2 separate regions of the Homo sapiens genome follow, and region 1 is linked to region 2. A link is a contact called in ENCODE Hi-C or POLR2A ChIA-PET data. All regions are on one chromosome and are shown on one strand. The core of a region is the stretch at or near the end of the contact, and the rest is flanking DNA. Distances in the headings are between cores, read along the strand shown. Region 1 has its middle 29 kb from the start of MEAK7. Region 2 has its middle 160 kb from the start of MPHOSPH6.

Evidence for each region. Hi-C counts contacts between places; a loop is a spot of excess contacts on that map. ChIA-PET counts read pairs that join two places held with the same protein, here RNA polymerase II (POLR2A).
Region 1: a map of ovary shows a loop between it and region 2 (28-fold over the local background). The contact joins two enhancer-like sites. A Hi-C loop is called at or near these places in 1 of 168 maps with a recorded cell type or tissue (ovary). POLR2A ChIA-PET finds 5 or more read pairs at or near these places in 1 of 52 experiments (activated CD4-positive, alpha-beta T cell).

Annotation. Positions count from the first base shown.
Region 1 is chr16:84,530,841-84,537,386 of GRCh38, reverse strand. No RefSeq gene overlaps it. Among named protein-coding and RNA genes, the nearest start is that of MEAK7, 29 kb to the right of the region's middle. RefSeq lists enhancers at 3,600-4,276, 4,277-4,955, 4,956-5,633 and silencers at 5,170-5,464, 5,747-5,960. Within about 2 kb of position 4,931, at least 22 of the 41 ENCODE cell types and tissues checked have a DNase peak (open chromatin) inside an H3K27ac peak, as active enhancers do.
Region 2 is chr16:82,328,629-82,335,550 of GRCh38, reverse strand. No RefSeq gene overlaps it. Among named protein-coding and RNA genes, the nearest start is that of MPHOSPH6, 160 kb to the right of the region's middle. Within about 2 kb of position 5,655, at least 5 of the 41 ENCODE cell types and tissues checked have a DNase peak (open chromatin) inside an H3K27ac peak, as active enhancers do.

The DNA of each region.
Region 1 (6,546 bases), core at 3,682-6,181, 2.2 Mb before region 2:
AGCGGGTGGGGTGGGGCCTGGCTAAATGTGTTTCCTGGAAACTTCAAGGCGAATCTGTTTTTTGCAAACTGCTGACTGTTTCCTGCTTCCATATGGGCGCCCTGTTGGCACTATGGGACCCTGCCCCGTGGGGTGGAGCTGATTGGACCAGGGCTGGACACCTGACCCAAGCTGGGCTAATCAGAGTCTCTGTCTCATGAAATTGCCATTGGGTCTGATATCTGGGACAAAGGAGATGGAGTCTTGGGTGGGGCCAGCAGCCGTGTTGTCTCTCTCAGAGAGAAAATAAGACAGAAATGGGCCAGGCACGGTGGCTCACACCTGTAATCCCAGCACTTTGGGAGGCCGAGGTGGGCGGATCACCTGAGGTCAGGAGTTCGAGATCAGCCTGGCCAACATGGTGAAACCCCATCTCTACTAAAAATACAAAAATTGATCGAGCATGGTGGTGTGTGCCTGTAGTCCCAGCTACTCGGGATGCTGAGGCAGGAGAATCGCTTGAACCTGGGAGGCGGAGGTTGCAGTGAGCCGAGATCACGCTACTGCATTGCAGCCTGGGCGACAGAGCAAGACATCATCTAAAAAAAAAAAAAAAAAAAAAAAAAAAAAACAGAATAAGACAAATGAAGCACAAGTAGAGACAGAGGGAGAGAGAGACTGTGAGCGAGTACCGGCCTCCTGGACTCTGGTTTTCCAGGCCCTGCTTCCAGTTCTCACCTTTGGGTTCTGAGAGACACCCCTTGTCCTTCTCGTAAATCTCCCCTTGGTAATCCAAGTTACCAGAATGGCTTTATGCAGGGCCAACTACAGAACTTAGAGGCTTAATGCAAAAGGAAATGGTGGGGCCTTTTGTTCAAAATGTGTTAAGAATTTCAATATGGCAGCAGCAGAACCCGAAACAAAGCATGAAGCCATTCTGAATGCGAGCCTGTGCGGCTGGTAGCTTGCGTGCCCGTGGAGGCCGCCGTGGGTTTATGTCGGCTGCAACCAAAAGAACCTTGAGCAAGACTGTCCTGTTTGGAAAGGTGGCCTTCCCGTGTGAAGGAAAGGCATTGAAATGGCTATGTTGTCTGGGGTATACACCCTGGGGTTGTTTGTCTCCTGCGGAGAAAGAATTCAGGACACGGACATATGTGGGTGAGTTAAGGAGTGGAAAGTTTAATAGAAGGAAGAAGAGAGGAGAGCAGCTCCTTGAGAGAGAACGTCGGAAAAAAAGGGGGAGGTGGCGGACCGCATCAGATTTTATAGGCAGGCTGGAGAAGGGGGTGTCTGATTTACGTAGGGCTTACAGATTGGTTCGATCATGTATGACGTTTACGTAGTGTACAGGGAAGTCTGGTTGCCCCACCCTAAACTTATTATACAAATGGACTTCCCAGTTGATTGTGCCATCTTGCCTGCTCCTTTGCACAGGTGGCTGACAAAGACAAAGGAAGATGGAGCCTCCATCTTTAAGATGATTGGCACAACTGCCAGTATCTATGTCTGTAACTCGATTTTACAGGCTGCTCTTTGTTAGAAAAGAAAATAATTTGGGGCTGCTTTTCGTTTAAAAGAAAAGCCTTACTGCGAACTCCCATACCGTTACTATCTGCCTAATTTCTTCTTAACTCCTATATCAGCATTTAGAAATCTTGCCTAGAATTACATCAAAGGGGCAGCTATAGGCAGTAAAACTTCAGAGGACAGAGAAAGTTCGGCATGACTAAACAACATGAAAGAAAAGGCATTCCTGGGGCAGGTGGTCAACAGAGAGCCTTTGGGGGGATGGGAGCAAACGCCTTTAAACTCCATGCTACTGGCCCAAGAGCAGACGGGGCCCAAGGCCCAGGGAGGGCTGTTCGTAGGGCAGATGGTACAGTCCAAGAATCCAAAAGGCACTAACACAGGCGGGATGATGAGGAGGAGTCCAGATCAGATCAGGACAAAGAGACATAGGCCTTTCTCTTCACCAAATGTATCAGCAATGCAGTGAGAGGGGCCAGGCAGGACCCTGACATTTCTTGCTAATGTGTCCAAACACTTGCAGCTTTGGCTATATTATGTTTAATTAACTGGAATTAACTGAATACCGTACTCATTCTCCATGGTGGTTTCAAATACCGCCCTCCAATTCTTTATAAACTCTTAGGTTAGAAAGAAGAAGAAAAGAAAAGAAGAAGGAGAAGAAGAAGGAGAAGGAGGAAGAGGAGGGGAAAGAGGGGGAGGGGGAGGAGTGGGAGAAGGAGGAGGGAGTAGGGGGAGGGGGGAGGAGTGAGAGAAGGAAGAGAAGTTGGGGGAGAAGGAGGAAGAAGGGGAGGGAGGAGGAGTGGGAGAAGGAAGAGGAGTAAGGGGAGAAGGAATAGGAGCAGGAGGGGAGGAGTGGGAGAAGGAGGAGGAATGGGGAGAGGAGGAGGAGGAATGGGGGGAAAAGGAGGGCGAGGAGGGGGAGAAGGAGAAAGAAGAAGATGATTTTGGATTGGATAAAACCGTTCTGTGTGCAGCATCCGAGTTGCTGGGGCTCCGAGTGGAAGGGGATCAGTCAGCGGTGACCATACAGGGGGCTCTCTTAGCTGGCTGTGTCTGCCCAGGTCAGGAGCACATTGCATCTAGGCACCATGCTGAGGGCTGATGGGGCATGGGCGTATCAGAGATAGCCTGCCTCTCTGCCTCTTTCCAGATCGCTCATTAGACTGTTGGCCAGGACATGCTGAGCCCATAGCCCTGTGACATGTCACCCCCTTGGGTGGCCATCAGTCCTGCCCATGAATCAGTAGGTTCCCATTCAGGGCTGTCTTGCAACAATTTGGAACCCACCTAACTGGATTAAATGTCAAGGAAATAATGAGAGACCTTGCCAGCCATCTGACATCCAGGTTCACTGTGTCTGTTGCCTTTTCCTGGTTGACAGCCTTTTGTAGCCTGTTGGAAATAGGTTGGCATGGTGCTCTTAGTGTCATGGAGATCAGGCTTAGGTTGTGAATGGGTCTAGATCTGAGTCACAGCATCTCCACTTATGGGCTCTGTAGCCTTGGGAAAGTCACTTAACCTGTCTGAGCTTCCCTTTTCCTCAGCTGGAAAATGAGAATAATAATATTTCTTTATCCCCCCAAGATGGCTATGAGGCATAGGGAGATAATTTGATCTTTAATGATCTGGAAATCATTCGATAAAGTTGCCTGGCATGTAGTGATGGAAATTACTAATATTATTATTAATTCATGTGACTTCGTCATGAACATGAATGATTTCTTTTCCAAGTGTTTCCCGCTTTCCAGGTCCTCCATTGAATAATCCATTCTAGAGTCCTGGCTGGGGCTCACATCAGGCTTGTTTGTTAATCATACCTGAAATAATGCTGTTTCCCCTGGCTCTTTAGTGACCAGAGCTCACCTAGTTTTTCAGGCTTGCACAATAGGTGCATAAAGAGTGAACATCAAAGAGACAACCATGCACTGTAATAAATCACAGAACATCTACTGAAGAGAACATCACTCATTTAGTAAATACTGGTGGGATGCGTGCATGATTTCAGCCACTAAAAGTTATGTTATGAGGCTGGGTGCAGTGGCTCACATCTGTAATCCCAGCTCTTTGGGAGGCTGAGGTGGGCAGTTCACTTGAGGTCAGTTGGAGACCAGCCTGGCCAACATGGCAAAACCACATCTCTACTAAAAATAAAAAAAAATTAGCCAGGCGTGGTGGCACGCACCTGTAGTCCCAGCTACTTGGGAGGTGGAGGCAGGAGGATCACTTGAACCTGGGAGGCAGAGGTTGTAGTCAGCCAAGATTACACCACTGCACTACAGCCTGGGCAACAGAGTGAGACTCTGTCTCAAAAAAAAAATTATGATATCAAGTGAAAAAAAATATAAAATTGTATAATTCTGTGTTGCTTCACTTCATGTGACAAGATTATAATTAAGATGTATAAATAGTCACAGGTTAAAAAAAGGAAAGAAAGGAGGGCGATTCACAGAACTGCTAGGGGTGGCCGTATTCCAGCTGCATATATGTGGTTGTGCAGACAGAAGTTAGTATAGCAGGCTTGAGACTGCTATCTTTCGGAAGACCTGCTTGCTAGGTTGACTCTTGGCTGGTGTCTGGGAACTTGGCACTTGAGCTGTTTCCTAAATGATAAAAGTGGTTCACTGTGCTTAGACCACAAACAATGTGGTTCGTGCTAAACACGTGCTTCCCTTCGGGAGCTGGGAATTTGGTACCTGCTAAGAAGAAGGTGCCAACTGACCAGCCCTTAGAAAAACTCTGGGGTGCTGAGTCTCTGATGGGCTTCCTTGGACAGAAGCCTTGCAGACACACAGCTGCATTTTTGTTGATGGGGACGGAATGTGCTCTGTGCAACCCTTCTTGGGGAGGGGAGGGCGTGAGAGAGCCTCATAATGGACTCCTGCAGACTCCAACTCTACGGTTTCGCCTTTTGAGCTGATTGTGTATCCTTACTGCACTGTTGTAAATAAATCTTAGCCACACATACAGCTACCTGAATATGCCGAAGCCCATATGAATTCTTTTAGCAAATCTATGAATGTGAGGGTGGTCTTCGGGACTCCCAGCATAATCTGTGTGAGGTTTCTTGCTTCTCTCTTCTGGAAGGTGGTTATGTTACTTTCATAAGGAAAAAAAATAAACACGCTTCTAAATTTTGCCAAATGAATGTGCAGCTATGATGTTCTGACAGTCATAAGGTTGTGTTCCTGGTGCCGCATCCTCAGCGGGAGTTTCCAGTAGCCGCTTAGCTGGCAGCTTCCTTCCTGCCCTGGCCTTGGCTCTAACATCCCTCCTATGGAGATTGTCAGAAGCCACCACTAACTCTCTTCCTACTGGGCCGCAGGCAGGAAACGACCCAGATAGCCTGGAGCTGAGGCCTTGCCCTGAAAGGGAACCGCACATGAATGCAACAAGACACAAGAACTCCCAAATATGGACATGAGATGTTAAGCAGCCAAGAATGTGCTTTTAGAAATGGTACCAAGTTCCTCGGCTGCTCCTGGGGAATTCCTCTCGGGAATGCGGAGGCGAATGGTCATTCTTTTCTGGAAAGGTCACTGCTTGTGTTAACATTCACCCTCCCAGTGAGTGCCCTGGCTGAGCTTGTGAATGAGAGAATCAGAATGGAGGGATTTCAGCAAGCAGAGGGGACTAAAGGGACATTTTGCCAAAAATGCAAACCCAGCAGCCAAGATTGCAGTCATTTTCAATAAATGTCAAGCTGCAATACATTTTCAAGTTGCAATCAGTTTGCAAGTTGGTAACATTTTTGGGTTCCTTTGTTCAGGTTCTGGCTTGTCTGCTTGGAGGGTGCGTTCATCTGGAGTGTCAAGACTGACCTGGGGGCGGAGGTGTGGGTGGCGCCGGGGACTTGTTCACCTGGGAAGGATACCACGTCTCTCAGCCTTTGGAAGGAGTGAATGGATGAGCAAATGAATGAGTGCATGAGCAGGCATGATGCTTAGAAACGCAGTGAACCAACTCCGATCCCAAACTGCAGCAGGCTTCATGACAAAGGGAGCAGAACGTACTGGTGAGAACAAGGGCTGTGCTGTCAGACAGACTTGGTTTCCAGACCTGCCTCCACCACAGTGAACTGGGACAAGCCATGCATCTGACTTGTGTATTGGCCACAGATATCTTGGGCAAGATCTCTGAGCATCTGTTTCCTCATCTGTCGCATGGTGCCCATCATTTCTACTTTGAGGGGCACTGTGAGATGAAATGCAATCATGCATGTCAAGTGCAGGCACTCAGGCAGCTACCGGCTCCTCAGGGTTTATTAGGAGGGCACATCAGGAGGAGGGTAAAGTTTCTACCTTCCAGCTGGGTGTGGCTCACACCTGTAATCCCAGCACTTTGGGAGGCTGAAGTGGGAGGATCGCTTGAGACCAGGAGTTAAAGTCCAGCCTGGGCAACATAGCGAGATCCCGTCTCTACAGAAAATAGGAAAATTAGCTGGGTATGGTGGCATGCGCCTGTGGTCCCAACTACTCAGGAGCCTCAGGTGGGAGGATCGCTTGAGCCCAGGAGGTTGAGGCTGTGGTGAGCTATGATCGTGCCACTGTACTCCAGCCTGGGCGACAGAGTAAGACCCTGTCTCAAAAAAAATAGTTTCTACATTATGGTGGGGGCAGAAAGGAAGGGTGGGGAAAGAAAATTAACCTTTATCAAAATCAAAATGTACCAGGAACTTTAAATTTTATTTAATCCAAATCGGAAGTCTTTTCAGGTGGGGTTGGCCTTTTCAAAAATTAATGTACACATGAATTCCTTAGAGATTTCATTAAAATGTAGACTCTGATTTAGCAGGTCCCAGGTTGGGGGCTGAGAGTCAGGATTTCCTTTTTTTTTCTCCCTGCCTGGCTAATTTTTAAATGTTTTATAGAGACAGGGTCTCATTATGTTGCCCAGGCTGGTCTCAAACTCCCGGGCTCAAGCACTTGTCCTGCCTCAGCCTCTCTAACTAAGTGCTGGGACTACAAGTGTGAGCCATGCCACTCAGCCCCACCTGCATTTCTGTCAAGCTGGAGGGTGATGCTAATGCTCCTGGTCTGT
Region 2 (6,922 bases), core at 4,406-6,905:
CAAACTATACTACAAGCCTACAGTAACCAAAACAGCATGCTACTGGTACCAAAACAGAGATACAGATCAATAGAACAGAACAGAGCCCTCAGAAATAATACCACACATCTACAACCATCTGATCTTTGACAAACCTGACAAAAACAAGAAATGGGGAAAGGATTCCCTATTTAATAAATGGTGCTGGGAAAACTGGCTAGCCATGTGTAGAAAGCTGAAACTGGATCCCTTCCTTACACCTTATACAAAAATTAATTCAAGATGGATTAAACACTTAAATGTTAGACCTAAAACCATAAAAACCCTAGAAGAAAACCTAGGCAATACTATTCAGGACATAGGCATGGGCAAGGACTTCATGACTAAAACACCAAAAGCAATGGCAACAAAAGCCAAAATTGATAAATGGGATCTAATTAAACTAAAGAGCTTCTGCACCTCAAAAGAAACTACCATCACAGTGCACAGGCAACCTACAGAATGGGAGAAAATTTTTGCAATCTATCCATCTGACAAAGGGCTAATATCCAGAATCTACAAAGAACTTAAACAAATTTACAACAAAAAAATCAAACAACCCCATCGAAAAGTGGGTGAAGGATATGAACAGACACTTCTCAAAAGAAGACATTTATGCAGCCAACAGACACATGAAAAAATGCTCATCATCACTGGCCATCAGAGACATGCAAATCAAAACAACAATGAGATACCATCTCATACCAGTTAGAATGGCGATCATTAAAAAGTCAGGAAACAACAGGTGCTGGAGAGGATGTGGAAAAATAGGAACTATTTTTATACAGATCCTATTTAGGATCTACATGAAGCTGGAAACCATCATTCTGAGCAAACTATCGCAAGGACAGAAAACCAAACACTATATGTTCTCACTCATAGGTGGGAATTAAACAACGAGAACACTTGGACACAGGAAGGGGAACATCACACACCAGGGCCTGTCGTGGGGTGGGGAAAGGGGGGAGGGACAGCATTAGGAGATATACCTAATGTAAACGACGAGTTAATGGGTACAGCACACCAACATGGCACATGTATACATATGTAATAAACCTGCACGTTGTGCACATGTACCCTAGAACTTAAAGTATAATAAAAAATATGTAGCTATTAAAAATTTAAAAAATAAGAAAAAGATCCTGCTATGCATAATGAGCCTAGCACATAGTTGGAACCAGTGAATAACAAGGATGAAGATGTGAATGAGAATAGCAGAAACAATAACAAAATCTACTGAGCACTCGCTACATGGCAGACACAGTTCTAAGTTCTCTACATGGATTTCTCATTTAATCTTCACAATTCTCACAAAGAGAAATAAGTACTAATGCCAATCCTTTTTGCAGATGCAGAAGCAGGCAAAGGAAGTTAAGCAATTTGCCCAAGGTCACACGCCAGAAAGTGTTTCTATTGGTTTCCTGGTATGCAAATTACCACAAAACTAAGTATCTTAGAACAATAAAAATATATTATCTCACAGTTCTGGAGGCCAAACATCCAAAACTCAAGGTATTAATAGGGCTGTGCTCCTTCTGAGAGCTCCAGGAGAGGATCCCACCTTGCTTCTTCCAGCTTCTGGCATTGCCAGCAATTCCTGGCATTCCCCGGCTTGTAAATACATCATTCCAGTTTCTGCCTCCATCATCTCATGGAGTGACATCTCATGGGATAGAGCAAGCACTTCCTCATTCTCGCAGATTCAGGAGTAGCCAGTGTACAGGAATGGTCATAGACAGTCCCAGATCAAATGATCCTGGGAACCGCCCCTACCCCCAACCCCCAGCACCCAGTACAGACGAGCCCATGTTTCACTCAAAACTGATTTGACTTCAAACTAAAGCTGAGCCCCATTATCATTACTTAATGTCAGTGTAACAGCAGTGTGATACCCGGGCTTTCACACAATATATCATCCCTGCAGACTTGGATGCTAGCAGGACACCGTAGAAATACAGCTTCCCAACTTCCCAATGTGCTCACGGCCATCAATATTGATAGAGTGTCATCAATCAAATCACGCAGGCTTTTATATGCTCTCATTTTTAGCCTCGCCTCACCATGCATTATAATGGAATATTTAAAACCATGTACACATTTTGTCAAGGCTTCATGACCACTAAATGCTCTCTTGTTTGCAGCTCCAAATATTATTCATTACGTCTAGATAGGTGGTGTGCAAAAGTAAAGAAACCATGCAGGAACGGAGTGTGATTAAGAACGGGGAGGGAGAAAAACACCATCAAAGTCTGCTGTCTGATTCAGGCCTACATTCCAGACCAAGAATGTCAAGCACAAACTCATGCTCCCTCCCACCTGTTTCCTTCTGAGCCACTGGAGTCAAGATACGTGGCTCAAATACTAGCCCTCATGTGAGCTTGGACAGGCTGCTTTACCTCCAGTACCCTTGCTGTCCTTATCTGAAAAAAAGGAGACAATTCTACCCTTGGAAGTTTTCAAGGACTTCAGCCAAGGCTTGCACATCTCTGTGTTTTTGCTCAAGAATGACCTTTCCTGTGAAGCCCTCTCTGGCTATCCCTTTGTAAAGATTTATTTGCCACCTTCCCCCAGTACTAGTCATGGACGATCCCCCTTAGCATCCTCCATCTTTCATGGCACTCCCAACCTGCTTAGACTCTCTGATTCACTTAAATGTTTTATTTATTATCTGTTTCCTTACACCAGAATGTAAGTCCAACAAAGGCAGGATGTGTCTGTTTCATTCACTGATTTACCTCTGCGCTAGGCGGTTCTTGCGGCGCTGTAAAGGAATGCCTGAGACCAGGTGATTTATAAAGAAAAGAAATTAATTGGCTCATGGTTCTGCAGGCTGTACAAGCTTGGCACCAGCATCTGCTCAGCTTCTGCCCAGCATCTGCCCAGCTTTCTGGGAAGTCCTCAGGGAGCTTTTACTCATGCTGGAAGGTGAAATGGGGACAGGCGCATCACACAGTGGGAGCAAGGGCAAGGTCTGGGAGGGAGGTGCCACACACATTTAAACAAACAGATCTTGCAAGAACTCACTTACTATTGTTAGGACAGCACCAAGAGGATGGCGCTAAATGTGGGAAATCAATCCACCCTCATGATCCAATTGCCTCCCACCAGACCCACCTCCAACACTGGGGATGACATTTCAACATGAGATATGAAGGAACAAATATCCAAACAATATCAACCCCCAAAGCCCAGAACAGCAGGAGGCACACAGTAGCTCTGCCAATAACTGACTGTTGAGTAAATAAATATCGTACCTGCCAGCCCTAATGGTCATTTCACACTTGCTGGATAACAGACAAACTGAGAAAGTCACCAATAGCACCACATGTGTATTTAGCACCTACTCTGTGAGGGCCTCTGCTGTGAGCCCTGTGTGCATTATCTCCAGCAAGCCTGAGGGGCAGGTGACAGTCTCCCACTTTATAAACAAGGACTCCCGGTTGTTCCTGTTCTGAACCTGGTGCATAGTCATGGTGTGACCTTGAGCAGGTCACTGACTCCGAGGCCTGTCCTCTCCTCTACAGCCCTTTTCTGTGCATCCCCACAGGACTCGGTCCTTGTCCCTTTATCACAGGGACCACACTCTATCATAAATTCTCTCTCCTGAATCACTTGAGCTCAATGCAGGGGGAGAGACCATGACTTACCCTTCTACGAGTCTCCATCACCTGATAGTTGCCCTGTGAATCTGAGGTGAATACATTAATACAAATAAAATGAAGAAGGCAAACTAGAATCAGGGATAGCAAGTATTGATGTGTGCATTCCCATTCCTCCTCCCTCAGCCCTGCTCACAGACTGTCTGACAAAGCGAATAAACCCTTTCTTTCTAAGCATGGACTCAGCCTCAAAATCCTTCTTTACGCACCACGTTGAGCAGCTGTTTCCCAATCCACAAGAGTTGGCACAGCAAACTTATCAATCATCTCTGACATGACAATGGTTGCTGCATCACCCAACCCACTTCCTCTTCTTCATGGGCCTGCAGTCTACATCTTCCACCCTTCCTTGCAGTGGCTGTGCCAGTGCAACAGAGTTCTAGCCAACAAGATGTGTGTGCAAGTGATGAGCAGCTCATCCAGGTCTGCCTTGTCCATCCCTCCTATGAGGGATCTTCTGTGCTTCTTTCTCCCCTCTATGGATTGATGAAGACAAACACCATGATCTTAAAGGCTTCATGTTGAAGACAGTGGAGCAACAGGGTAAAAGAAGCCTGGAGCTCCAAATCACTGCTTGGAGGAAAGCCATCTGCCATCCAGGAAGTTGCATTTACAAAAATGAGAATTGAACACTAAACATTTGGCAACCTACAATTTGAGCTTGTATGTTACAGAAGCCAGCTTTACCCTAATAAACCTAGGTTACTGTTTTTTTCAAAATATCTTTTTCAGCTCCAGATTCCTACAATTCAAAAACTTTTCATTTGTTATATAGTGTCCGAAGGTACTTTCTAACATCTCAATGAGGCATGTGCACTTCTGTTTGTATTTATATTATTGTATAGGGTACTGTGTACTCAGCAAGTACAACCTTTAACTCTAGGAAATACTTAAAGGATTGCAAGATAGAATTTCTGTCTTCAAACCACAGGTCATCTCCTTGGGAAAATGAGACATATCCATGTAAAATGGTTGACTATCCCAAAGCACTACCTGAAGAAATGTAGCAACAAATGACATAATCAATAGGAAGTAATACAACACCTATACATCATTACCCATGTACCTCGGGCAAGTTACTCACCCCCACCCATCACCAACAACCCAGAACATAACTTCTTCCTTGAACAACACAGCACAACAATTGCACCCACCTCACTGGGTTGGGGAGACTTTAGGTAAATATAGGTGATGTGCATATAGCAGCAACTGGCCCAAAGTAAGCTTTCAATAAATGTTTGCTTCAATTTTGACAGGAGAGATAGCTAGCTATGGAAGGGAATGGCAGAAGGTATGTGGTGATGGCTAAGAGAGGATGTGATAAGGGAAAGAAGTAGGATCAGGAATGCATATGTTATGTTCAGGAAGCAGTGAGGAAATCAGTCTGGATATGTGACAGAGATTTCAAACAAGAGATCACTCTTACCAGGACTCGATTCTGCAGAATAAGAAATCAGTACCTTAACCACACTTTTGGAAAAGTGCATGATAAACGAAGGAAGGATAGATATGTGGATGAGTAGATGGAGAGATCAAAGAAAGAGAGAGAAAGGCAAGAAGAGAAAAAGAAAGACTGGTCAATCGGGATTTGACAGTATGGCACAGTGGAAAGAATTCATGCTTCAGAAGGAGAAAGACCTGGATAGAGGTTTCGACTCTGCTTCCTATTGTTGTATGATTTTGAATTAATTGCCTTCTCTCAGTAGCTGCAGCTTCCTACTTTAAAGCGGGGGTCACAGTCCCCATATCACATAGCCACATGGTGAGAAATAAATGAGGTAAACGATAGGAAGCCCGGCACACTGTCTGGCCATGGGGTAAGTTCAGTCATGCGACACTATGAAAGCCCTGCAGTGGAGATCAAGTTGCACTCAGCAAATATTTGCCTCTCCCTCCTCGTCTATTTAGTTAGTGAAAGCCACAGTTGCCTCTACAATAGCAATGAAAGCTCGGTTCCCAGACCGGCTCTGGCTAGGACTCAAGCTGGCAGTCAATGGAAGCAGGAACAAAAGCCCAGAAAACGCCACCATTGCACAAAGTCCTGGGCAATGTTGCCACCCTCCACACATCTCTATTAGGGAGGAGGCTTGGGATGCAAGCTAGGGTCTTAACAGTTTCCCCTCATTCTGCTGAGGAGAAATGTGCCCTGGTCTGAGAAAGCTTCTCTCCAATAAACATTCCTCTACCTGGCTCTGTTTACCTGCCATCCTCCGTCATACAAGAGCAAACTAGTCTTCACAATTTCCCAATCACACTGAAATTTCTGCTCTGGATTTTCTGCGCTTAAAGGGGTGGGGAGTGAAAAACTTGTCTAGTAGAGTTAGGGGTAACCGTCACAGAAATATATCATCAAAAACTGTGGTGGACCATTCATGGTGTTCTCATCAAACAATTGACTTAGTTGATTAAAAAAAAAAAAAAGTCCTCTTTGCAGAAAGCAAGAGTGAGTTTTCCAGCCATGAGGCACCCACTGCTGCCCTACAAAGGAAGAGGTTGTGAGAGAGAGGACTGTTTTGGCCACTTTCCCTCAAACATAGCAGAAAATGTGTCCTGCTGAGGGCATCAGACCCAGCCTATGGTTCTGCAGTGGTAACTCTCACAGCGGGTGGCCAGAGGCCAGCACTGGTCGTTTCTTGATGGTTTGTTTGTATCCCTGAAATGCCAGGAGCGTTGGGAAAATGATGGTGGGAGGGAAAAGGACAGAAATGGGAGAAAAGCAAAATGTTCTTTAAAAGCATTAAAAAAAAAAAAAACCCAGTAACCTGAGTGGGAAAGCAAACATGAGGCACTGCTAGCCACAGAAGTGAGGCTGAGGCTGGAAATGGGAAAACTGTCACAGCCTAACAGAGCCAGGACTCTGGAGGTCACACTTTGAGAACTTATGGCTTCTGCCCAACAACTGTCTTTGCGGGGCCACCCACATAACCTGCAGGGCCCAGTGCAAATGAAATGAAACGTGGGGCCTCTTGTTTCAAAAGCAGAAAAACATGTTGTTAATGATACTGAAATGTACAGTTTTTTCCTTTCTTCCACAATCTTTCTCTCAACTTGTCATGATGCTGTTTATTTGCTATTTAACACCATTCTAAGTAAAAAATTTAAAAATTAACACATTAACTTGTTAACATGAATTTTACCATCATCTTTGAATTGTGCAGTGTCAGTTTTAAATGCACATATAGGAGAATTTAACTAATGTGCAGAATCACAGAAATGACACAATTTGAAAAAAAAGAAATTATACA